Linked DNA regions of Homo sapiens: region 1 is linked to region 2. A link is a loop called in an ENCODE intact Hi-C map of the cell type or tissue named here. Cell type or tissue: Caco-2. All regions are shown on one strand. Each heading gives the region's core, and the rest is flanking DNA. Links, peaks and the distances in the headings are about the cores only. Region 1 has its middle 38 kb from the start of SAGE1. Region 2 has its middle 27 kb from the start of CT45A1.

What was found. Peaks named below come from ENCODE experiments on the same cell type or tissue, not always from the same donor. Only the 100,000 strongest peaks of a DNase experiment are listed, where the experiment ranks them.
Region 1: it touches region 2 in a loop (14-fold over the local background); 3 of 110 quality-filtered maps call a loop at or near these places.

What each region holds. Positions count from the first base shown.
Region 1 is chrX:135,928,656-135,935,387 of GRCh38, forward strand. No RefSeq gene overlaps it. Among named protein-coding and RNA genes, the nearest start is that of SAGE1, 38 kb to the left of the region's middle. RefSeq lists a silencer at 3,663-3,899. In Caco-2, for the core only: a CTCF peak has its summit at 3,415 (motif pointing left); a DNase peak (open chromatin) is centred at 3,406.
Region 2 is chrX:135,736,782-135,743,513 of GRCh38, forward strand. No RefSeq gene overlaps it. Among named protein-coding and RNA genes, the nearest start is that of CT45A1, 27 kb to the left of the region's middle. RefSeq lists an enhancer at 4,092-4,211. In Caco-2, for the core only: no CTCF peak of the experiment used is centred there; a DNase peak (open chromatin) is centred at 4,000.

The sequences.
Region 1 (6,732 bases), core at 1,157-6,156, 190 kb after region 2:
CTCTGGCCTTGTAGATGACAGATTCCGGTGTCCCAGGAGCACCAGTCCATCCTAAGTCCTTCCTTCCCAGTTCAGAGAAAACCCACAGTGGCTAAGCTGAGTTCTGATGCAGGCACTACCTCTTTGGGTTCAAACACAGGTCTGTACACCCCACTGCTGGCTGCATAGCAGACACTAGGAAAAGGCAAATATCTATATTCCCTTTTTTACATTTCCTTGGGAATCACTTTTACTAATCTCCCTCACAAGACTTGCAGAGCACTTGGAACTTTCTCAAATGGAAAGATCTCTGTATACATAATTTGATGATCTGTAACAACTTATTCAGAAACTTCTTCATTCTGGTTCTGAGACTAATGCATTACATACATTGGATATCACACTTGTGAAAGTCAGGTTTAAGCAGAATATCAAGTATATTCATGGACCCCCCTACACATCTGTGAGCAAAACCTTGTGGAAACCATGCTTTTCCACCATCAGAGAAGACCTACTTTAAAGCAGAAGCTCTTTTGGGAATCATCAGGTTGTGTTTGGCATGGCAGCAGGGGCAGGGACATTAGAACACAAGTTATTGTCATTCCCCCCTCACCAAGGCCCCTAAAAGCATTGGCTGGCTCCGTTGGGCCCGTCTGGTTGTCCTCAACTGTCAAGATTTGGATTTGCCATTTACTGACAGTGGGACTTGGGTCGTCCCCTCATCTTCTGTGGCCTGAACTTCCTCACCAGTAAAATGGGGTGAGCAATTTCTACTCCCTGGAATCCTCAGCAGGAGTGAAAGAGATGTAACATTCCAAGTGTCTGTACCATGCCAGGGCATAGTCAGAAAATTTGTGGGCTAACGATGAGGGCAAAGATGAATGATACTGGCTGGGCTCATCAGTGCTGCGTGACACCTACAGGGAGACGGACTCTGGTGACCCCTAACCCCCAGGAGAAACTGGAAAGGTACAGAGATGTCCGCCATGGAGCACAGCCTGTGGACAGGGAAACATGCACTTTGGAGGCAGGAAGGCAGCCCGATTTAAGATGCTCTGCATGAGCTTTAAGCAGAATCTCCACTGTCTAGTGTGAATTGATTTTCTGAGTATCTCCCCCAGAAAAGAGACTGTTGTTCTAGGTGCAGGTTTTCAAAAGAAAGGACGTCCCTTTTTATACAAGCTCCATGTTGCGGGAATATCAAGCGTCTGCCAAGGGACACTTAGCCTTGTATTACGGGCTCTTGAAACTGATACAGAGTTGCATCATATTTTAAGATGAAAGGGGTTTTTGCCATGGGCTTCTCCACTTGGCAAGGCAAAATCTTCGCACATTTTAGTTTGGGGATCTCAGTTTACTAAGGAATTTAGTCGCCCTTTTGTGTAGTACAGTCACATTGCAGTAGAATTCTTAGAGCATTGGCAGTGGAGTTAGAAACACCTGGGTTTAAATCTGGGCTTAGCTACCAGCTAGTTGTCTGTCCTTGGGCAAGTGACTTAATCTCTCAAGGCTCAGTCTCCTCAGGTGTTATTTAGAAACCATAGCTCCTATCTCAAAAGGTTGTGTGGGGATTGAAGGTGAGCATGAACGTAAGAAGTCATAGGCAATGCCCAGCATGTTTTCATTGCTCATGCGATGTCCTTCCTGGGTTGGTACGGCATACAGGAAGCGGACATGGCCAAGTACCTAGTAGATGTTGCAGCTCTGGGGCAGAGCAAAGTTCAAGGTGGGTCATTTGCTGATTTTCAGTGACCTGTTCTGGGGTACACAGAGTGAAGACTAGCCCGGAAGGCCAGCAATAAGCTGAGTGAGGGTAATTGGGCCCTGACAGGAGACAGCTTCCTAGGAGTACTCAGAGCTGACAGGCTGAGGCAGAGGCAGAAGCAGAAGATGGGAGCTAAGCCCTCACTCTCCTGAGAGGCCCATGTAAGAGACGACAAGTGAGTAGAGAAAGTTCTGGAGTCAGGGTCATGTGATGAGTAGAACACAATGGGAGGCTGTGGGTCAGGAGGAGTCTAAAGCTGGAGAGTATGATGAGGCTGCACTGGATGAGTGGAAAGTGCTTTGGGTTCAAGACAGAGCTGGAGATGAGGTGCTGCTACAGGTATGCACTTATGTGCCTATGACCTGGCACTAGTTACTTAACCTCTCTGTGTTTCCATATCCTCTTCTGTAAACAGAGGATGATAACAGCAGCTATTCCCTAGGATTACTGCGAACAGTAAAAGAATTAATTCATTTATTCAACATTGACTAAAAACCCTCTAAGTGCCAGGCACTAATATCGGCATGAAAAAAACAGTGAACTAAACTGTTCTCGTGGATCTTACATTCCAGTGGAGGGCAAATGCACTAAACAACCAGAGCAACTACAGAACATGTTATTCACCAAAAGCAGAAATCAGGTGAAGAGATGGTACAAGAGTGGATGGTACTTTGAACTTGGTAGTCAAGGAAGGCCTCTCTGAGAAAGAGACATCTAACCTGAGACAGGAGTAAAGGACCTTATGCATTTAGTTCAGCCCTGAAAGGCTCAGCTTCTGCAGAGTCCCCTCTCCTCCAAGGTCAGAGAAAAAGGAGGGACACGGATTTTAGTAAGTCTTCCTAAGGCTTTCCAGCTCATGTCTTTGGGTGCAGTCTGCATGTAATCTTTTCTTCTGCATGTCTGCCCTGCTCCAGCACCGGAGGAGGAGACAGCAATCTTACAGAGACTGCTTAATGAGCTCCTACCATTGCAGAAGGCCCTTTCATTATGAAAAATCTGTACACACAGATATTATCGCCTATTGGTTCTGCTTTCCTGGTTGAAGTTTGATTGATATAGATTTTGGTATTAAGTGTGATTTCAGAAGAACAGAATTTTAAGAAGAAATTCTCTGAAATTGTTCTGGGTTTCTGGAGTTCTCTCTTTTATCTAATTTGATTTAAAGGCCTTCGTGACCCTGTTTCTAATGGTAAAAGAGCACTGGTAGTCTACAGCAAGAAGTGGCAAGGGATTTTCTTAAATTATCACTTTTAGTTATTTGCACTCAAGCACCTGTAAGAATGCCAGGGTCTAGGTGATCAAGTAGGTGATTTCCGTAAACAAGTATCCCAGAACGTAAAATAAAATAAAAATTTTAAAACTACAAAAAAAGCCTAGTATGGTGGCGCAGGCCTATAGTCCCAGCTACTCTGGGGGCTGAGGTGGGAAGGTCGCTTGGGCTTAGTGTAGGGTCCAGCCCTACTGGGCCTGTGGGTTTTTCTCCTCGTTTGCGGAGACGAGAGATCGTAGAAACAAAGACACAAGACAAAGAAAAGACAGCTAGGCCCGGGGGACCACTACCACCTAGACGCGGAGACCAGCAGTGGCCCCGAATACCTGGCTGCGCTGTTATTTATTGGATACAAGGTTAGGGAGCAGGGTAAGGCCCAGGCACTGGGTTACCGCTAGACCAGGGAGCCCTCTAGTGGCCCTATCCAGGCATAACAGAGGGCTCACACTCTTGTCTTCTGGTCACTTCTCACCGTGTCCCTTCAGCTCCTATCTCTGTATGGCCTGGTTTTTCCTAGGTTATCATTGTAGAACAAAGATTATTATAATATTGTAATAAAGAGTAATGCTACAAACTAATTATTAGTAATATTCATATATAATCATATCTATAATCTATTTCTAGAATATTCTTATTGTATATATTTCCTTTATTGTACTGAAACAGCTTGTGCCTTTGGTCTCTTGCCTCGGCACCTGGGTGGCTTGCCGCCCACAGCTCAAGAGGCGGAGGTTGCAGTGGGCCGGGATCATGCCACTGCACTCCAGCCTGGGCAACAGAGAGACACCTTTTCTCAAAATTTAAATAAATGGATAAGTAAATAAAGTAGAAAAAAAAACAATGTAGTGAAAATGAGGAGTATAATGGAGATGACTGGTTGCCTCTAAATGTGCTGGAGAACATAGGAAAAGAAAATTATGACCTCAGGTCCTTAAAGCCTTATCCATACCAAGATCCACATAAAGAGCTAGAAAGCATCCATGAAAGAACCCATTATCTCCCGTAGCCACATACCTGATATTTGGGAAAACCATATCCAAAGGTGAATCTTGCAGTTGGCTGAATTACAACACGAATGCAATTCCTAATCTCTCAAGGTCTCTTCTGTTCATGTAGAGCACTGACTGGGAATGAATGGGATCCTGAACATTTTAATGTGATATATATGCAGACTTTGATGAAGCTGGGTACCTTGAACCCCTAAATTCTGTGAGATATGTCTTTCAGACACCTAAAAAAAGGTGTAAAAAAGTAAAAAAAAGCACCTTCACTCCCGCCCAAGGAGTTTATTTCTCCTCTGCCTGAAGAACCTGCAATAGTCTGGTCTGAGGTAGTGGCCTTGCAGGACACTGTTGATCCTCCTGAGAAACTGCACCCACCACCTTTACTTCATTTAAAACCCTGTAAGACTCAAGTTTCCACCAGCCCCAAACTAGAGGGTACATAATGTGACCCATTAGTAGGGGTAGAATGTACTATAACAACTACTGATATTTTTTTCCAACGCTAATAGGCAGAAACCTAGGGACTTTGTGTGGAAATGTTTCTTGAGGGTGGGGTATGAAGGTAGAGAAAAAATAAATTTGATACACACCAGATTTATCAATATAGAGTCATTAAGCCAAGGTTCTGGATTCAGTGTTTTTCTTTGAGAGGGTAAGGATGGCTCTAGCAGTTTGCTTGGTTGGTTGACTAAAATAAGGAAGCAAATGTTGACTATCCTTAATTAAGGAGAAATTCAAGGACTTCCTTGATATAGTCCAAAGGCTTAAGGACACTGGAATGTTGGAGTGAATTTATCATGGAAGAACTGCTCAGCCATGCTGGTAGGTCCAGAGGACGTGACTTTCACCAAGGCTGCAAGAAATTACTTTGTATGCGGAGCCCAGAAATCTGTGAGGAGTTTGTGGTGGCTGTCTTCTTTAGTCATACATTACTGCAGGCTTGCCCTTGAGGAAAGATCATGCTGCACTGCCTAATAACTATGCTGTTAATCGTTGTCCCGACCTTCCTCAACAGATCTGCGCCCAATTCTTACTGTGGCAGTGCATGGTGGAAAAGTAATCAGAATTCTCAGGGATTACTTGATAAAGGCTTTGAACTGGTACTAATTCCAGGATACCTAAAATGTCCCTATGCTACTCTAATAAGAGTTGTTTCTGTTAATCATGTGGTTTTTCATCAGGAAATTCATGTGGTTTTACATCAGGTCCAATGTACAGTGGACTAAGTTGGTCCATGAATCCACCTTCTGGTTGTTTCCCAGTTTCAGAATGCATAGTTGGGGACGTACACGGTAACTGGCAGAATCCCCACATTGGTTCCCTGACCTGTGGAGTGAGGGATGCTATGGATGGAGAGGCCAAGCTGAAGCCACTAGAACTGCCCTAATTATAAAAATCATAATCCACAAGCAATACTACTTTCCTGGAGGGACTGCAGTAACTGGTGGTAACACCAAGCATTTGAAGGACATAGGCTAGTGATTCTTCAGCCATCCCTTTCAACTGAACTATTTGTCCTGTGCAGAAATATATGGATTTGTGGCCAGGCACGGTGGCTCACGCCTATAATCCCAGCACTTTGGGAAACCAAGGCAGGTGGGTCACTTGAGGTCAGGAGTTCAAGACCAGCCTGGCCAACATGGTGAATCCCTGTCTCTACTAAAATATACAAACAATTAGCAAGGTGTGATGGTGCACAACTACAGTCCCAGCTGCTCAGGAGGTTGAGGCAGGAGAATCGCTTGGACCTGGGAGGTACTGCAGCTGCTGTGCTCCAGGTGGTTTTGTTGCTTTCGTAACTGTGACATCCCTGGGAACCTGATACATAATATCAATTAGGTGAATGTTTTTTTCTCTTTCAGTCATTATCACAAACAAGTTTGGGTTCGGCTGGAAAGGTCAGCAATGTACTATGACCTCCTATTTCAAGCTTATATCAACTCTCTAAGCTTACATCCTAAATGAGTCCTTAAGGGTCCTTGACCACCGTTCCCTTATACCAGATGTGACAGCATCCTTGCACTGATAACACTATGCTGACTGAGCGGGAGGTAGCAACTAATCCAGTCGCATTAGCAACACACTTGCAAGACATTCTGTGATAAATAATTCCCACACAAAATCAGGGGCCTTCTAACTGAGTGAAACGTTTAACAATCTAGTAGTCTGGCATGTCAAGATGGTGCTTATAAGGTGAACAGCAAGTTCCTACATCTTGCCTTTCTTACCACTAAATAAGGAACGCAAAAACGAATTGTGTAATAGATGCTTGTTTTCGCGTATACCTCAATGTTGTGCAGTACCATGACCCATTGCCAAGTGACTGAAACCCTGCTAGCATGGATTGGGGCCCAGAAAAGGAGAAACTTCTCTGATCCTGCACGTGTGGTCTCGTGTGGAGTTCCCTGTGACCAGTTGACTAGAAAATAAAAAATATCATGCCTGATTTTCATTTGTTACTTCAGAATATTCAGGCACAACATGTATTAGTTTGTTAATGCTACAAAACAAATTATCCCCAATTTAGCAGCTTAAAACAACACAAATATATAAGCAGTTCTGTAGATCAGAAATCTATGCAGCCTGGATTGGTTTCTCTGCTTAGGATCTCACAAAATCAAAGTTAAGGTATCAACCAGGCTGCTGACTAACTGAGGACTCAGAGAGAACCTGTTTTCAAGCTCATTTGGGTTACGGGAAGGTCTAACTTCTTA
Region 2 (6,732 bases), core at 1,116-6,115:
TACTATTTTCTTTCAGAATATTCAGGTAAGAACATCACAATTTAGACTTCAAAACTACACTCACTGTCAACAGTGGTATTTGTTCATGCTTGATTATGAAATATTGACCTTAGCAGCAAGGAAATTTTTAAAAATGGATTTCAGGACAGGCCGTGTGTACTAGTTATCAGCATAGAGTAAAACTTTGCAACTCTATAAGCAGGTGATACAATGAGGCTTAATAAAGGCAGTGGATAGATGCACAAATTGAATGATGATTTGTTAAAAAGAATTGGTCTTACACAATTGTGAAAGGTGGTAACGCAGTCTCTATAAGGCTTTTATTGTCTCTACTGAGGATGGCGATGTAACAAATAGGCTGAAACCTACAAAGAGGATCTGGAACATTATGAGGGCAGATGGAGGTACATGTTCATTTTTGTTGCCTCTGATCTTAGTGATGAGGGCGTCCTGCAGTAGCCAGGAAAGGCTCTTTCAGAACCTAGCAGAGCTAAACATATACACCTGGCCCAGAAGATAGAGAAGGTGAAAGAGCATCCAGGGGAAGGAAGAGAAATTGCAGGTCTGGCTGCAGCTTCATACCAATAAGGTGAATCCAGAGAGCAGCAACAACGTGTGTAGCTACAAATGGCTGCTGCCTCCTATCCACTGCCCTGCACAATTTTTCAAAGAACCTCCACGGGGAACACCAGATACTTCCCAGAAAGAGAACTGTGGCTAATATAATTCGGCCTAGCCAAGCTGACAAATTGCATGTTATACCCTTGTCACTTGAAAATACAAACTCTTCTCCAAAAGAGGGCACTAAAGCCCCACATTTTTCTTAAATCTTGTTCAATCTGCTGCTACCTAATTCACACTGTGCCTTTAATATCCTGCATCTTAAATTCTGAAAAATAAAGTTAACTTAATAACACATCTTGTGGTAGATCAGGGGATGTCAGGAGGTCAAAACCAAAAATATTTAGTTTATATATATATTATAAAACATATATGTGACACATATAATATTAATATATATGCAAATGAATTCATATCAAAATAAGGAAGTGATACTCTTTATTCTGAAACAAACACAGAAACAAGGACTTATGTTAGTGTTTGTATCTGCCTATGGTCATGTAGTCACTTTTCCCACTACCCATTTTATACTCCCTTTATCCTCATCAAGCACCTTCCCTGGTGACAGACCTTTTCAGAGTGGGGTGACTCAAACCTCCAATCTTGAGGTTCACGGCCATAAGCAGTCCTGATTGAATTAGGCTGTTGTAGTTTTCATTGACTTTCATCACTGGACACAGGAGTACTAAGAGGTGCTCTATAGGCTCTCCTGAATTTTAGACATATCTCTCCTTAACCCCATGATGACTGAAAGGTTGTGCCTCAATCAACTTGCAGACTTGACTAGTTTATAGACCTAAAACCTCATGAATTAAGACAAGGCCTCTTGAGGAGGGACCTTTCTAAAATGAAAAAGTTTATACCACCACTCTTTCTCCCATTCTTACTCAAAGAAGGCCTGTAGCCCTTCACTAAGGTGAAAGTACATGCGGAAGAGAAATTATTAGATTTCTCAATGACTACAGGACCCCAGTTCTGAATTGACACGAATTTCTTGAAGACACAAACATCATGCTGATTCTTTCGAAAAATATGTGATTTATTACTGAGCCTTGGGTGACATTCAATGCTTGACCATGGACGCCAAATTATAATGCTACTTAGACATGCCTGTCTTATCCTAGGTGCTTTCTGACCCACCAAGTTACAGCAATGGGTATGCATAGAAGCACACCATTATTAAATGGAAGTGGTATGTACAAGATCAAGCATGTCCTGAAGGCGAAAGTAAGTTCCATGATGAAGTGGCCAAAATACACATGGATCCTATTCCTGCCACACAACTTTCTCCATCTACGATTGGCAGGATACTAAAATGGTCCCCATGAATTTCACCCCCTGATTAAGTTATCTAGCATGACAAAAGCGATTTTGCAGATGTAAGTAAGGTTACTAACCTGTTAACCTAAATATAGAGGAATTCCTCAGGTGGGCCTAACCCACACACATGAGCCTTTAAAAGCAGAGTCTTTTCTCCAGCTGGTACCACAAGAGGATGAGACAGTTATGAAGAATGAGAAGAATTTGACATGCTGATGCTGGCTTGAAGATAGGGAAGGGACCTCGTGAAAAGATCTGGTAAGCCGCTTTATGAGTTGAGAGTGAGTCCCAGTTCACAGCCAGCCAGAATCAAGGATTTCAGTTCTGCATGGCAAGGAATTGGATTCTGCCATATATCCGGATGAATTTGGAATTGCATTCCACCCCAAACTTTTTAGATGAGAACACCGCTTGCATACAATTTTGATTTTGGCCTTTTGAGACTCCAAGTAGGGAACCAAGTCAAGACCTCCCAGATTTCTGAACTGCAGAACTGTGAGATAATAAATAATAATTCGGTGATGCTTTTAGCCATTTAATTTGGAGTTGTTTGTTACACGGCAATAAAACTAATATATTCTCTCAATCTGGACCTATATCCCTAAGGGGAGTACACTATAACCAGTTGAATGAAGAAGCAGTACCTCAGGGCTAGCTTACCAATAGAGGTGAATGATATGCAGGCACCACTTATATTAGTTTTCATACAGGAAAAAAGAAAGAGAATATAAATTCCAATCTCATTTGTTGGATTTATATTTAAGTTAAAATGTAACATATAGGAGAAGACTACTGGAATCACGGAGGAAAGACCAGTGAAAATCCATGCTTTTATTTTTAAAAAGTGGCAAATATTGTCAACATAGAAATTATTGGAATTCTGGGAATTCAACAGTCCGAAGAATATTTATTCAAGAAAAATGGCTAAATCACACTACAAACCATAAGCTTTGTGGTGATTTAACCTGTTCCACTCCCCCACTCCCCTCCTCTGCTCCATGTTAGCCTTTAAACTTACACCCTCACAACTCTGGTAGCTCTGAATATCAGCAAATTATCAGCCACTGCATGGAGCTACTGGTTGGAGCTCCCCTAAAATCTCTATTTCCAGACAATCACCACTATTAATACTAGTACTATTATTATGTTTGAGACAGGGTCTCACTCTATCTCCTATACTGGATGGCAGTGGAGCACTTATGGTTCACTGCAGCCTCGACCTCCTGGGTTCAAGCAATCCTCCTGCCTCAGCCTCCCAAGTAGCTGGAACTATAGGCATGAACCACCTAATCACCACTATTAAGCATGTCACCAAAACTCCCTGAGAAGCACCATTCTCAGAGCTTGTGTTTAATTAAACTGTCTGATAGCTGGCTTTGTGTGAATACCCCACCCGCTATATTCAGGTGTAAGCTAGGAATTCCTGTAGGGCTGTGTTGCACAGAAGTGATGGCAGTGGGCAATTCTGTCCTGTTTTGGTTTTACAAGGAATGCATCTCATATTTCTCCCCTAGGAATAATGTGTGCAGTGGATTTCTGATAGACCCACAGCTAGTATCATACTGAATGATAGAGACCTTTCTTAAATGCTTTTACATTTTTTCTCATGAATAGGTTATTGCATTTTTAACATGATTTATGCTTTAAATGCGATGATAACATACTTCTTTTTTGTGCATTAATATAGTGTGCCATCCATGAACTTACTGGCGGTCAGGTACAAATTCACCCCATTCTTTTTGAGACAGGGTTTGGCTCTGTTGCCCAAGGTGGAGTGCAGTGGCACGATCTCGGCTGATGGCAACTTCTGCCTCCCAGGTTCAAGTGATCCTCCCACGTCAACTTTCTGAGTAGTTGGGGCCACAGGTGCGCGCCACCACGCCCAGCTAATTTTTGTGTTTTTCTTTTTGGTTGGTTGGCTGTTTTGTACAGCCATGGTTTGGCTATGTTACCCAGGCGATTTCATCCCGCTGTGTGGGAAAGTTCTGCGTTCCTCTCCCTACCTAGCTGTGCAGTTGTTACTGAAGGCCGACTGTAGAGGGCGCCAGAGTCAGAGAATGGGAGGGCTGTGCTTCCTGGTTCTTCTGGCTTGCGCCCGAAGTCCTACAAAGCGTGAGGGCTTCACCTCGGGACTCTGGCGACCCCAACAGGTTCCCAGTGTTCGGCTGGGGCAGGACAAGTGGTGGTGGGCAGCTTCCCTTCCATCCCTCTTGGGCTGTATGGGATTTGTGCTTCTGGTGAGATGCGTCCCATGCACATCATTCGCAGGTGCCCTAGGGGGCAGATTTCCCACAACTCTCAGAGGGCAGGTTTCTAGAAAGTTCAGCCAGTGGTGCAATTTTCGCTGCCATTTTGTGAGGTGCCGCCGCCGCTCCTCCGGCAAGGTCAGGACTTCAGAACTGTGAGTGGGGCGGTTTTTCTCTGGATGTTTTAATTTCGCCCTGGAAAGTGTCTTTTCTGGGCTGCACTGCATCGGGTGTCGGATGTGTGATACGGCAGCCTGCGTGATGTGGTTCCGCTCTGGAGGCACCACCGTGGGTGCCTGTGTTAGCCGTGGGAGAGCGTTTTCCTTGGGCACCTTGTCTCGGCTATGTTGTGGGGCCAGGGGGCTTTTCTTGGGGGCTCCCTCTCGATGATGTGAGGGACTTTTCCTGCTGAAATGACCTGAGCCCGGGGGTGGGGACCCTGCCTTGGTTCCCTTTGTCAGACTCGGGTTAGGGGATGTTTCTTCCCCATTCAGTCACAGCCCTGAGTGGGGACTCTGCCTTGGGCACTCTGTCTGTGCTCAGGAGCTGGGGTGGGGGTGACTGTTCTCTGGATGCATGATCGTCGCCCTGTGGGGTTACTCTCCATCGGGGGCTTTATCTCAGCCCGCGAGGGACTCTTCCTTGGGTGCTGATGTCGGCCGTGGGGCGCATTTGTCCTTGGATGTCGCTCGTTCTCAACTAGGATGTGTTCGCTTTTCTTTGGATCTGTTTATCCCTGATGGGGACGCTTACCAGATGCTTTCTCTTGGTGCTGGGTTTTAAAATAATATTATCTGTGGGTTCTCTCTCTCGGTGCCACGGGAGGGTGGAGTGCTGTTCTTTGGATTCTCTAAGCTTATGGTGGGACTCGGGGAGCTCTGTGTCAGCCATGAGGGAGGGCACCTGACCTTGGGAGTTCTGTCTCGCCCTAGGGTGGAGTGCTTTTCCTCGGTTGGTTGATCTCAGTCCTGAAGGAGCTCTTCTTTGGGGTTCTGTCTGACCTTTGGGCCATAGCCCTGGGTGTCTGTGTGGAAACCGGGGTCCAGAAATACTCGAAGGTTCCAGCTGTGCCACTTTCGCTCAATCGCTGTACAGTTACTCTTTCATTCCAGCCACTCTGATGGGTGTGCAGTGATCTCTCTTTATGTCTACACTTGCATTTCTCTGCCGATTAATGAGATTGAGCACTATTTTTTTTAAAATTGTTTTTATTTATTGATTTTTGTTTGTCTTCTGAGACAGGGTCTCACTCTGTTGCCCAGGCTGGAGTGCAGTGGCATGATCTCGGCTCACTGCAATCTCAACCTCCCGGGGCTCAATTGACTCTCTTCCCTCAGTCTGCCAAGTAGCTGGGACTACAAGCGCAGGCCACCAAGCCCGGCTAATCTTTGTATTTTTTGGTAGAGACGGGGTTTCACCACGTTGCCCAAGCTGTTCTCCAACTCCCGGGCTCAAGTGATCCACCCCCTTGGCCTCCCAAAGTGCTGGGATCACAGGCGTGAGCCACCGCGCCCACCTATTTATTGATTTTTTTTTTTGGAGTATCTTTTTATGTGTTTATTGGTCCTTTAACTACAGCTTTTCGGAAGTTCCTTTTCAGGTCTTTTCCCCCAAATTTTATTGAGATGTTTGTATTTTAAAAATGGATTTGTGGTTTACATATATTCTGGATTTCAGTTATACACAGGCATATATGTACATATAGACAAATATGTATACAATTTTAGTATCTTCTACAAATCTGTTTTGCTTTTACACTATCTTAATAATGTGTTTTAGATGAACAGATTCTCTTAATTTTATTCATCAGTGCTTATTTATGGCTATTCCTTTTTATTATTTTAAGAAACATCTTTGCCTCACCCAATGCCATGATGATAATATTCTAAGTATTCTTCTAGATCTCCCATTCATCTCAAATAAATTTTCATGGAATGGAGTACAGTCAGAGTCCAGGTATATTTGAGGTGTTTATTAGCTATTTGAGTATGACTCTTATGAAGTGCATATTCAGCTTTTCTCCCCAGATTTTATTGAGATGTTTGCTTTTTGAAAATTGATTTGAAGTTCTGGATATATTCTGGATTCCACTCAGTTGTTGTCAGATGTATATACAGATGTATATGTGTGTGTGTGTGTGTGATTAATATATATTTACATGTATAACCTATACATATATACTGTATGATATATAATCTACAAATATACTTCGTTTTTTCATTGTCTTAATAGTGTCTTTTGAGGAATAGAAGTTTTCCATTTAATTATGTGTAATTCAACAATTCATTCTATTATTTATTTATTTTTGAGACAGAGTTTTGCTCTTGTTGCCCAGGCTGGAGTGCAATGGCACGATCTCAGCTCACTGCAACCTCTGCCTCCCGTGTTCAAGTGATTCTCATGCCCCAGCCTCCCGATGAGCTGGGATTACAAGCACCCACCACCACGCCCAGCTAATTTTGTATTTTTAGTAGAGACGGGGTTTCTCCATGTTGGTCAGGCTGGTCTCAAGCTCCTGACCTCAGGTGATCTGCCCACCTCAGCC